Linked DNA regions of Homo sapiens: region 2 is linked to region 1. A link is a contact called in ENCODE Hi-C or POLR2A ChIA-PET data. All regions are on one chromosome and are shown on one strand. Each heading gives the region's core, a stretch centred on a gene start or an enhancer-like site at or near the end of the contact. The rest is flanking DNA. Distances are from core to core; before and after follow the strand shown.

What was found. Hi-C counts contacts between places; a loop is a spot of excess contacts on that map. ChIA-PET counts read pairs that join two places held with the same protein, here RNA polymerase II (POLR2A). Pooled maps may share reads with other maps.
Region 2: a pooled map shows a loop between it and region 1 (2.3-fold over the local background). The contact joins the promoter of MESP2 here to the promoter of PEX11A in region 1. A Hi-C loop is called at or near these places in 1 of 168 maps with a recorded cell type or tissue (heart right ventricle) and 2 of 50 pooled maps. POLR2A ChIA-PET finds 5 or more read pairs at or near these places in 2 of 52 experiments (OCI-LY7 and WTC11).

The regions. Positions count from the first base shown.
Region 1 is chr15:89,687,363-89,693,080 of GRCh38, reverse strand. PEX11A (peroxisomal biogenesis factor 11 alpha) reads left to right here and starts at 2,327. Exons shown (of 3, transcript NM_003847.3): 1 at 2,327-2,504. The coding sequence starts at 2,449. It overlaps WDR93 (WD repeat domain 93), which reads right to left and starts at 2,270. Exons shown (of 17, transcript NM_020212.2): 1 at 2,224-2,270. It also overlaps the pseudogene RPL36AP43. RefSeq lists an enhancer at 2,403-2,492.
Region 2 is chr15:89,773,578-89,779,630 of GRCh38, reverse strand. MESP2 (mesoderm posterior bHLH transcription factor 2) reads right to left here and starts at 3,299. Exons shown (of 2, transcript NM_001039958.2): 1 at 2,350-3,299; 2 at 877-1,566. The coding sequence starts at 3,273. The coding sequence ends at 1,297. LOC124903550 (a long non-coding RNA gene) reads left to right here and starts at 3,022. Exons shown (of 2, transcript XR_007064751.1): 1 at 3,022-3,341; 2 at 4,580-6,053. RefSeq lists a silencer at 2,876-3,035.

The DNA.
Region 1 (5,718 bases), core at 1,078-3,577:
TCACATTGTGGAATAAAAAATTACAAACTACTGATGTGCACAACATAGATAATCTCAAATGCATTATGCTAAGTAAAATAAATCAGAAAAGAAAAGAAAACGCTACATACTATATGATTCAATTTATATGATATTGTGAAAAAGGCAGAATTGTAGGTATAAAAAACAGATGAGGCCAGGCGTGGTGGCTCACACCTGTAATCCCAGAACTTTGGGAGCTCGAGGTAGGTGGATCACCTGAGGTCAGGAGTTCCAGACCAGCCTGACCAGCATGGTGAAACACCATCTCTACTAAAAATATAAAAAATCAGCCATGCGTGGTGGCGCATGCCTGTAATCCCAGCTCAGGAGGCTGAAGCAGGAGAATCGCTTGAACCCGGGAGACGAAGGGTGCAGTGAGCTGACATTGCGCCATTGCACTCCAGCCTGGGCAATAAGAGCAAAACTCTGTCTCAAAAACAAAAACAAAAAACAGATGATACACATCTGTGTTTAGAAGCACCCTGTGCTCACCTCTATCATCTAACATATCTCTGTGTTGTACTTATCAGTTTACTGTGTTCCTTGTTAACCTATTACCCTACGACTAGAGTTTAGCACAGTGGTTGGTATATGGCCAGGACTCAATAAATTCTCATTGCTTGCAGAATTGCCCTGACCTGGGCCACGTATTTAGAGAAAACTTCTGGCTCTCTTCGAGGCTCTTTCCTCTACAAAAAATGAGTAACCCATGGGGCCAAGGAGATATGCTCACCCAAAGCCTAGTTTCCCTCTTCTGGAGTCTAGACCATGTTCAGGGTACCAATACCCCTGGAATTTACTGCCCAAATGACACCATGGCCTGCATGAGCCCTTCTCAGCTTTCACCTGAGGGCAGACCCAGCTGCTAATGTGAGCACTCCTCGATCTGAAAAGGTGGCAAAGGCATGGCTGCTTGCAGAGGTACGGGCAGACGTTGGATGTGGCTTGGAGTATCAGGATGGTATACAAGGCTCCTGGCAGGGAATGCAGGTGGGCACCAGAAACCAGAAAAGAAAGGGAAGTGGGAAAAGACTGGGAGCCATTTCTCCCCACACTGCCATATTCCAGCTGTGTTTCCAGGTATTCTAAGGAGTCTAGGGATTCTGAAGATGAACCTGGCCTTCTACATCATTATGAGGGTCTATTTGTCAATGTAGGAAAACAGACTATATTTTACTTTACAATTTGTTGCTTGATTTATAACTAAAATATTTAAACATACGGTGTGCTGGACTCCATTTGTACTCTTACCCAGGGCCTGCAAATGTTAGGAGCTGGCCTGACCAAGGGAATAAAGATTACGAAAATGTTCACCTTATTTTATTTTATTTTATTTTTTTGAGACAGCGTCTCGCTCTGTCGCCCAGGCTGGAAAGCAGTGGCACAATCTCGGCTCACTGCCACCTCCGCCTCCTGGGTTCCAGCGATTCTCCTGCCTCAGCCTCCCGAGTAGCTGGGATTACAGGCGCCCACCACCACGCCCGGCTACTTTTTTTGTATTTTTAGTAGAGACGGGGTTTCACCCTGTTGGCCAGGCTGGTCTCCAACTCCTGATCGCAGGTGATCCGCCCACCTCGGCTCCCAAAGTGTTGGGATTACAGGCGTAAGCCACAGCACCGGCCGACCTTATTTTGTGGTTATAGAGGGTACATTTTATAAAATTACTGCCACGGAGTGGGTAAGGCTCCTTTTCTTCAAGCCGCACAGAACGAATGTTCAGCGGTGCAATTTCATTGCAATCTATTTTTGCTTCACTTTGCTCATAATGACTCTTTTAGGATTTCCTCAGGTAACAATCTTCTTTCAATGTTCAATAATCCAAGCAGAACATTTTCTCACTTCATCCGCCTCCCATGCTAGGTTCACACTGTGAAATTGGCTTATCTCTGACCTAACCACTTCCTTCACCAGACATAGAGCTGGTGTAGCTCAAGGGAAAGAGGCACGGCGCTGGGAAATGATTAGGCCCCACCGTCCCAAGCAAGAGCTCAGGGGAGTTCTGAGGCTGGAGAGACCATTCGGGATATCACCCCGGGTTCCTGAGAACCTGAGATCTGCGGGGAGGCGTCAGGCATCCGGAAACGCCCGAGTCTGGGGAGACGGACCCCCTCAGACTTTCCTCTAGGAGACTCTACAGGTAAAGGGGAGTCCTGGGACTCGAGGGGAGCCCCGGCATCCAAAGGTAAGATCAGTTTTGCTCACCTGGCCGGGCGGCGTTGCGTCGCCTTGGTAACCACAACTTCCGGCTTGAACCGGAAGTCCGCGAAGTTGCTCTACAGAAAGTGTGCCCGCCCCCTCTGGGGCGGAGAGACTCAGCCCCTCCCCCTCAGCGGATAACCTGGGACTGACCGTTCCCTGGGGATCCGACGGGCCCCAGAGGACCCACGCCTGAGCCCCGTGCGACTCGTGGCCTTTGGGCTAGAAGCCATGGACGCCTTCACCCGCTTCACCAACCAGACCCAGGGCCGGGACCGACTCTTCAGGTGAGTCAGGTGCCAGCGGCCTCCGCCCCTTTCTCGCCCTAACTCGGCTCCCGTGCCTATTCCCCTGCACCCGGGAAAAAGGAGGTGATAGCCTAGTAGATGGAAGCAGGAAGGACGTTGCCAGCTCCTACGGAGGGAGTTTAGTATCCGAGCCCCTCCTTACCCTAAATTCAACGTGAGTGGGCCCAACGCACCCGCGTCCCGTCCTAGCCCCGTGCACGAAAGCCCCAGTGCCTGGCACCCTAGCCGCCTCGAGACCGCCGACGACGGGACACCGGCTGACAGATCCTCCTCCCCTCCTAACTTTGCTCTCCGGGCACAGAAAGATTGGTTCTCTCCACTCAACATTCTTCCGAGGGATCTCCTTTAAAGAGAAACTTTGGATTAGTATTTGTGGCTAGGGAAGCAAACCACTTGGTGTGACTTCAAATATCTCTCTTTTTTTTTTCTTTTGAGACGGAGTCTCGCTCTGTCGCCCAGGCAGTGGCGCGGTCTCGGCCCACTGCAACCTCTGCCTCCCGGGTTCAAGCGATTCTCCTGCCTCAGCCTCCTGAGTAGCTGGGATTACAGGCGTGCACTACCACGCCCGGCTACTTTTTGTATTTTTAGTAGAGACGGGGGTTTCGCCATGTTGGCCAGGCTGGTCTCGAACTCCTGACCTCAGGTGATCTGTCCACCTCGGCTTCCCAAAGTGCTGGGATTACAGGTGCGAGCCACCGCGCCCGGTCTCAAATACCTCTTGAAATGTTTGAGGAGAGACAGAAGTTCTCTTCCATTATTACCCAGGCTGTATCATTGAGATACTGCATGTGGAATAGTTTTGTAAATTGTAAAACAAAATATAGCGGGGATGAGACCACACCAACTGGATTGGGGGGAAATACAGTGGGGAGAAGCTCAGAAAGAACTAACTGCACCTCTAAGGTTCATGCTGTGCTACTGAAAATATTAAACAGAGATTGTGTCTCTTTTTCTTTTGGTTCCATAAGAAACGAAAAGAACTGAGAGATTGTATCTTTAATACGAATACAGTACTAGTTCATGATGTTTTAGAGATTTGGTTGATTCTTGCTTAATGAAAAAATATTTACAGTTGCAGTTTTATTTAACAGCTCTGCATTCTCTTCTGGGTGTGCAAGTGCTGATACAAACAGATCAATTAGAATGGCCCCAATAATGAGGCTTTTGGAAGCCATCTTTATGACAGCTATTGTTCCCAGTGTTTTGCAACTATGAACTTATATAACCCTCATCACAACCCTATGAGGTAGATACTCTAAATATTTTACCCACTTCAGATGGAGAAACTGAAGCAGAAAGAGGTTAATAGGTACTACAATGGCAGAACTGAGGGATTCACATCCACGCAAATGACTCCAGTGCCCACTTAACTACCAAGCTATACTGGCTTTCTCATTAGTTTGATAGGTTTTTTAAATGGTTACTTTATATACAAGCTTCATTAAATAGAAATTTCATTAAATAGAAACCTGTAATTCCAGTGTACCTAGAATGTACCCTGCAGGGTTTATCAAGGAAGTTGGTTAAAAAAATAATCATTTAGGCCGGGTGCAGTGGCTTACACCTGTAATCCCAGCACTTTGGGAGGCTGAGGTGGGCGGATCACAAAGTCAGGAGATCGAGACCATCCTGGCTAACATGGTGAAACCCTGTCTCTACTAAAAATACAAAAATTAGCTGGGCGTTGTGGTGGGCGCCTGCAGTCCCAGCTACTCAGGAGGCTGAGGCAGGAGAATGGCATGAGCCCAGGAGGCAAAGCTTGCAGTGAGCCAAGATCACGCCACTGCACTCCAGCCTGGGCAACAGAGCGAGACTCCTTCTAAAAAAAAAATAAAAACATTAAAAATAATAATCATCATCATTTAGGCCGGGTTCAGTGACTCACACCTGTAGTCCCAGCACTTTGGGAGGCTGAGGTGGGCAGATCATGAGGTCAGGAGTTCGGGACCAGCCTGGCCAACATGGTGAAACCCCATCTCTACTAAATATGCAAAAATTAGCTGGGCGTGATGGCACATGCCTGTAATCCCAGCTACTCAGGAGGCTGAGGCAGGAGAATCGCTTGAATCCGGGAGGCGGAGTTTGCAGAGAGCCAAGAACGCACCACTACCCTCCAGCCTGGGCAACAGAGCGAGACTCTGTCTCGAAAAATAATAATAATAATAATTTAAGATATGTTTATTCCAAAAGATCTGAGATCTCTAGCATTCATTTCCCAACCTCCTTGATGATCTGTATAACCTTTATGACCACACTGGCATTCATAAAATAATACCTTGCTTTCTGTGCCAATAATGCTCATGCAAACACGGTGAACATTCCTAAAACCTGTCAGACTGTAAGAAGTGTGGCAAGCACCAACCCCACAAAGTGACATAGTACAAGAAGAGCAAGGATTCTCTGTATGCCCAGGGAAAGCAGCATTATGACAGGAAGCAGAGTGGCTGTGGTGGGCAGACTAAGCCGATTTTCCAGAAAAAGTCTAAAACTACCAAGAAGTTTGTGCTAAAGCTTGAGTGTGTTGAGCCCAGTGAAGATCTAAGAGAATCCTGGCTATTAAAAGATGCCAGCATTTTGAACTGGGAGGAGATAAGAAGAGAAAGGGCCAAGTGATCCAGTTCTAAGTATCATCTTTTGTTTTATTATGAAGACAATAAAATCGAGTTTATGTTCACTTCAAAAATAAATAAATAAAAGTAATGTCTTACTGTTGGCCTGATCCTTATTATTAGACCAAAGCTCAGAAAGGCAGAATCATTGACATGACCAGTCCTGTAACCAGGAAGGACACTTAAAAAAGAGAAAGCGATTGTTTATGATTCCAGTCTTCTCTTTTTATTTCATTCCTAGTAACAAGTTCACTATTTTAGAAAATGAAAATGTACCGCATTTTTATTGAGAATAATATTTATAGCATAAAGGGATTCAAATGCACTTACAAGACAGTAGGAACCAGGCACCTACTTTATTAGTAGATTGCCAAATGGATTTGGATGTGTGACTATGTGATGTAAAATTTCTCCTACATTTATATTAGTAAGTCATTGTTATTTGTAAGCATGACAATAATCACTTTATTAAATATATAGTATTATTAAGCAGGATTCTGCCTGTATTTTATGTAAAATACGAATAAGTTTTGAAAGACAACTATGAAAACATATTTATACTAATTTATGTACTGATGTGTATT
Region 2 (6,053 bases), core at 2,050-4,549, 86 kb before region 1:
ATGGGTCCCTTAGGGTAGGTCCTGATCCAACATGACTAGTGCCCTTATAAGAAATCAGGACACAGACAATAGAGACAGATGTGTGACCATGTAGGGGCTCAACGAACAGGCAGTCATCTGCAAGCCACAGAGAGAGGCCCCAGAAGAAACTGAACCTGCCTACACCTTGATCTTGGACTTCTAGCCTCCAGAATTGTGAGAAAATAAATTTCTGTTGTTTAAGCCACCCAGTCTGTGGTTGTTGTTTTTTTAAGTTTTTTGTAGGGACAAGGTCTTGCTATGTTGCCCAGGCTGGTCTCGAATTCCTGGCCTCAAGGGATCCTCCCACCTCAGCCTCTCAAAGTGCTGGGATTACAGGCGTAAGCCACTGCACTCAGCCCGTGGCATTCTAGTATGGCAGCCCTCGCAAACTAATACACTGGGCCTAGCACGTAGGAACCACTCCCAGTATTCTTTGAAGAAAATTTCATGTCATTGTGAAAGAGCCCTAAATGACAGGTCTCTGGGACTGTGGTCTCCCCATTTGGGGCTCCTGTCTGTCTGTCCACAGCTGCATGCACCCACCCCAGCAGTCACCAGGAATGCACCCGAAGAACACAAAAGGGCAGTGGTGATGTGGCTGAGGCAAGTGGGCAGGCCCAAGCTTAGCCCACCTGTGCTACCTTGCACAGCAAGCCAGGTGGAGCTTTTGGCCCTGGAGCTCCAGTGCAATAAATATGGTCAAACTGACAAATGAGGGCCCACCCAAACCTTGGCAGGCCTGGATTAGAGAAGGAAAGAGCAGCAGAACTTGTTCCCCACAGAAGGAAAACATGTTTCCTTTTCCAGAGGCAAGAAAAACCCAGGTTGATGAACAAAAAACAAGGCCAAACCAAATTTTTGTTGTGTGTGTGTGTTTTTTCTTTTTAAGTACAAAAAAATCAAAGCATACAGGGCTCTGGCCAACTGTCACCAAGAAGCAGAGCCTGGGGCCTGCCTCCTACACCCATTCTCCCACCTGTCCCTGCCCAGCTGCCTTTAGGGTAAAGGAGACCCCTTCTTAGAGCAGCTCAGACTGTGCTCTGCAGAGCGCCAGGCATTCTGGGGGTGTCTAGCAGTGGAGGACAGTGCCCCCGCCCTGACTCCATCCAGGGAAGGTACCCGCTATCTATTTCAAACACTGCTTCCCTGAAAGACATCACTTGGAAAAAGGGAGCCTTGGCTAAAGGAGAACATGAAAAGCCACTAATTAACAAATAAGGAGGCACCCAAGCTACAGGACTGATTCCTGGATGGAAAGAGGGAAGCCGAGGCCATTTAGTAGAAGATGCCCAGGCGGGCCCCCTCCAGATCTTCTTGCCAAAGTTCAGGGCAGCCACTGAACCGCAGGCCTGAGCTCTGGGGAGGGCTTGCTTCACTGAGCTGGAAGGCGGCGCCCGGTCCCTGGTCCTCTGAGTTGGGCACCACCTCTGCACTGTGGCTCCAGCACCTCCCGGGGGTCTGAGGCTGCAGTCTCTGGCATGATGGGTGGGGCAGGAGAGATGGAGCTCCCAGCGACAGACAGGGCTCTGGAGACACAGAGAGACCCTGCAAGAGAGATGAGAGCAGCCTGGTTAGTGGGCTACTCCCTGATATCCAGAGATCTTGAATCTGGCTGGTTGCCATGGTATGGCTGGCAGCATCCGGACAGCCCTGGTGCCATGAATGCAGCAAAGCCAAGTGGTTAAGAGGACTGGCTCGGGAGACACTCTGCTAAGGCTTAAATCCCAGTTCTGCTACTCACTAGTAATGAGAACTCAGGTAGCTTCTTTTAGTCTCAGTTTTCTCACCTGTAAAATAGAGATGCTGATAATACCTACTTCCTAGGGTCATTACTGGGGCTGAATAATACATGTAAGGTGCCAAGAATGATGATGGGCACATAGAAAGTGTTCAACAAATTTTGGTTAATATGATTTTTTATGGACGATGAGTCATTCATGAGCCTCATGAATGAACGAATCTTGAAGAAAACTTGAAATCACCAGCTCTAGGCCCATCTACTCAGGAAATGCTGCCCTTACCCTGGGACTTCCTTCCCCCACTGCAGTCTTAATAGCACTTGAAGCCAGCACGCCCACCCTGCTACTTTCCACCCTCTGAGAAAGTCGGCGGGCTCCCCCTCTTTCCCATGGCTGTGAAGACTGCTTGTGGTGACTGTGGAGATGGCCTTAACTTCCCAGGGTCCCATCTCTTCTCCCACGGAGCCGGGGGTTCCTTCCATTCTCCCCTCCGTTAGATAATCCTGGAGTAGATAAGCTGGGATCGAAAAAGTACGAGATTCTCTGCAGACTGGAGGCTGGGGAACACAGCAAGGGCCTCCACACATACCTGGTACACTGCGGCCAGCTCCAAAGTTGCTGGGGCCGCCGTCCAGGGCACTGGTGGGTTCCGGGGCTCTGGGGACGACTGCGTCCAGGGACAGCCTTGGGGTGGCGTCCAAAGAGACGCGTCGGAGGTTGTCCCTTGGGACGAATACGGGGGCGACTGTATCTTGGGGCAGTAAGGGGGTGTTGCCCAGGGATCCGTGTCGTGGACCCCCCTCCCCAGGCGCTCGGGTGCGGCTTGGGCTCCGGGGCAGGCGGACGGGGATCCCCAGGACGCCTCGGCGAGGACGGCGGAGACCAGGCCCGGCCTGCGCCCCTGCCCTTGCCCCTGTCCTTGCCCCTGTCCTTGCCCCTGCCCTTGCCCCTGCCCCTGCCCCTGCCCTTGCCCCTGCCCCTCCGCCTGCGTCTGCGCCTCTGCGGGGCCACGGTCGGGGCACAGCGGGCAGCCCCAAGGGGACCCCGCGTCCCCGCGCTGCCTGCGCCGGCACTGCAGACTCTCCTCGCTGAGACCCAGCACGGCCGATAGGTGGCCGATGTAGCGGATGGCCAGGCGCAGCGTCTCGATCTTGGTCAGGCTCTGGCCGGCCGGCGCCAAGGAGGGAGGCAGAAAGCGGCGCAACTCGTGCAGGGCGCGGGCCAGCGTGCGCATGCGCAGTTTCTCCCGCTCGCTGGCGCTCTGCCGCTGTCCGCCCGCTGGTCCGGTGCGCGCTCGTCTGGGCGTCGTCGCGGCTGCCTCTGCGGCTCGGGAGCTGCAGCTCGGAGGCTGTGGCTGCGGGAGTCCGCGGGCGCCGTCGCAGGGGCACGAACCCGACGAATCGGAGGAGGAGGCCGGGGACGTGGAGTCCCAGTGGCCGGCCCAGCCCCAGCCCTGGGCGAAGATCCAGTGGTCGTGGCCGAGGAGGCTCTGCGGAGGAGGCGACTGGGCCATGGCCGGGCTGCAGGCTCTGGGAGGCTGGGTTGGCCACCTCCAGGCCTGAGCTTTTATGTTGACCAAAGGTGCGAGGTGGCCCCCCGCCAGGTTGCAGAGAGGTGTCAAAACCCACAGAGCCCAGGGAAAGTCTGGGCAGGGGGCCCCTGGGAAAGCGGGCCCATTTGCGGAGGTGTGGATTCTGACTCCTTGGGGGCTCTAAATGGAGGCCCCTGCAGCCCGGGAAGTATGGGAGGGACAATTCGCATCTGGATGGAGCTGCTAAGCTTCTCACCACGCTCCCACCCACGCCCCTGCCCCGTCCACTGCTCACGGTGAGTGCCCGGGAGCCCAACAGAGGCGGGTAGTGCCATGGTCTGTGGGTGCCTCAGGGACCCCGTGAGGAGTGGGTGCCTCTCTCATCACTAACCTCCCGGAGGTCTGTGCCCAGGACGCTGTGCCTACTGTTGTATTAAATAAGGCATCAAGACAAGCCCGGAGGGCCCTGCCCATGGTGGCTGAGGAAGAAGTGCAGGTGGGCCCTTCTGGGGTCCCCAAAATCCACAGTTTCTGATTTGTTGAGTGACACACCAAGAAAGGCATCTCACTGCCCATGGTCTGTATCTACTCTTGAGAAATGGAATAGATTAGGTTGGGGAAGAGGAGTTGGGTACCCTAGGTGATGAAAACCGGCGAAAATGGGTCCCCAAGCCGGCCTCTTTATTGGCTGTGACCTTGGTTAAGTTATTTAGCTCCTCTGAGCCTCAGATTCCCTCATCGGTACCAATAGTGATACAAAATACCTATGCCTAGGATGGTTCCTGGACTAAGTACAGCGATCCCTGTAAAGCACTTAGGCCCTGGCAAGTGAGCTGAAGGTTTGCCATGATCGTTTTATAAAGAAGGTACTGGCCAGGCATGGTGGCTGATGCCTGTAATCCCAGCACTTTGGGAGGCCGAGGTGGATGGATCACCTGAGGTCATAAGTTCGAGACCAGCCTGGCCAACATGCTGAAACCCTGTCTCTACTAAAAATACAAAAACCAGCCGAGTGTGGTGGCAGGCACCTGTAATCCCAGCTACTCGGGAGGCTGAGGCAGGAGAATCGCTTGAACCCGGGAGGCGGAGGTTGCAGTGAGCTGAGATCGTGCCACTGCACTCCAGCCTGGGCGAGTGCGAGACTCCGTCTCAAAAATAAATAAATAAGTAAATAAATAAATAAATAAATAAAATAAAAGGAAAGTACTTAGATTTCAAGGCACTAATGGACTTTATTCATTTAATTCATATTTATTTATTTATTCTCTTTTTTTTGTTTTTGAAACAGACTTGGTCTATCGTCCAGGCTGGAGTGCAGTGGCACCATCTCAGCTCACCGCAACCTCTGCCTCCTGGGTTCAAGTGATTCTTCTGCCTCAGCCTCTCAAGTAGGTGGGACTACAGGTATGCACCATCACGTCTGGCTAATTGTTGTATTTTTAGTAGAGACTGGTTTTTGCCATGTTAGCCAGGCTGGTCTTAAACTCCTGACCTCCAGTGATCCACCCGCCTTGGCCTCCCAAAGTGCTGGGATTATAGGCGTCAGCCACTGCGCCTGGCCGAATTCATATTTAGCAACCAGTAAATGTCGAGCACACAGGGTGAATGAGCTAGTCATGGTCTCTGCTCTAATGAGATTTCAGTCTTGTGGGAAAGAAAAGTGAACAGGCCATTGTATGACAGTAGCTGTATGCCCTTAGGCAGAGCCCTTAACCTGTTTGAGCTTGAGCTTCTGCTCAGTAAAACAGGAATAATGATAGTATCTACATGGGATTGTGTAAGGGATAGTTGAGATAGTAAAATTTATAAAGTAAATGATATTCTCAGCAACAATTACAGTTTAAAGGAGATTGTCAATGTCCTGTGTGGTCTTGGGGAAAGGGCTGAGTCCTGAGGCTAAGAGTCAAAAGAAGACCAGGGACATTAGGGTTCTGGCCACAGAGGTGAAGAAGTCATAGCTGGGCCTTGAACCATGCGTAGGATTTGAGTAGGGAGAGAGGCAGGTGCCGTGCTTTCCGGATGGGAACTGCATAAGCAAAGACCTGGCCTTGGGACCTTCCAAGATGCCTTAGGAGCAGGGCACTGGGGTGGTGATGTGGAAGGCCAGAGCACACCTGGGCTGGGGCCAGGTTAAGGAGTTGGTTTTGGGAGCCATAGGGACTTTTGAGCGGAAGGGTGATACAATTTTAAAAATCATTAGCTAATAACTAACTAAAGATCAACATGACAATGGTGTTCAAGAAGAGATTAACCTGCAGCAGCCTGAAGTAGCAAATGGCTTCGTAATTATTTAATCATTATTATCATTTTTTGTGGAGTTGGGTTTTACCCAGGCTGGTCTTGAACTCCTGGGCTCAAGTGATTTGCCCTCCTCAGCCTCCCAAAGTGCTGGGATTACAGGCATGAGCCACCAGGCCCAGCTGCCTTGTAATATTTTTGTGGCTGATTTTATTTTATTTTATTTTATTTTATTATTTGTTTTATTTTTGAGACAGGGTCTGTCGCCCAGGTTGGAGTGCAGTGACAGCTCACTGCAACCTCCGCCTCCCAGGCTCAAGGAATCCTCCTGCTTCAGCCTCCTGAGTAGCTGGGACCACAGGTGCACGCCACCATGCCTGGCTAATTTTTGTATTTTTAGTAGAGATGGGGTTTCGCCATGTTGGCTAGGCTGGTCTCGAACTCCTGGCCTCAAGTGATCGCCTGCCTCAGCCTCCCAAAATGCTGTTATTACAGGCGTGAGCCACTGTGCCCAGGCTTCATTT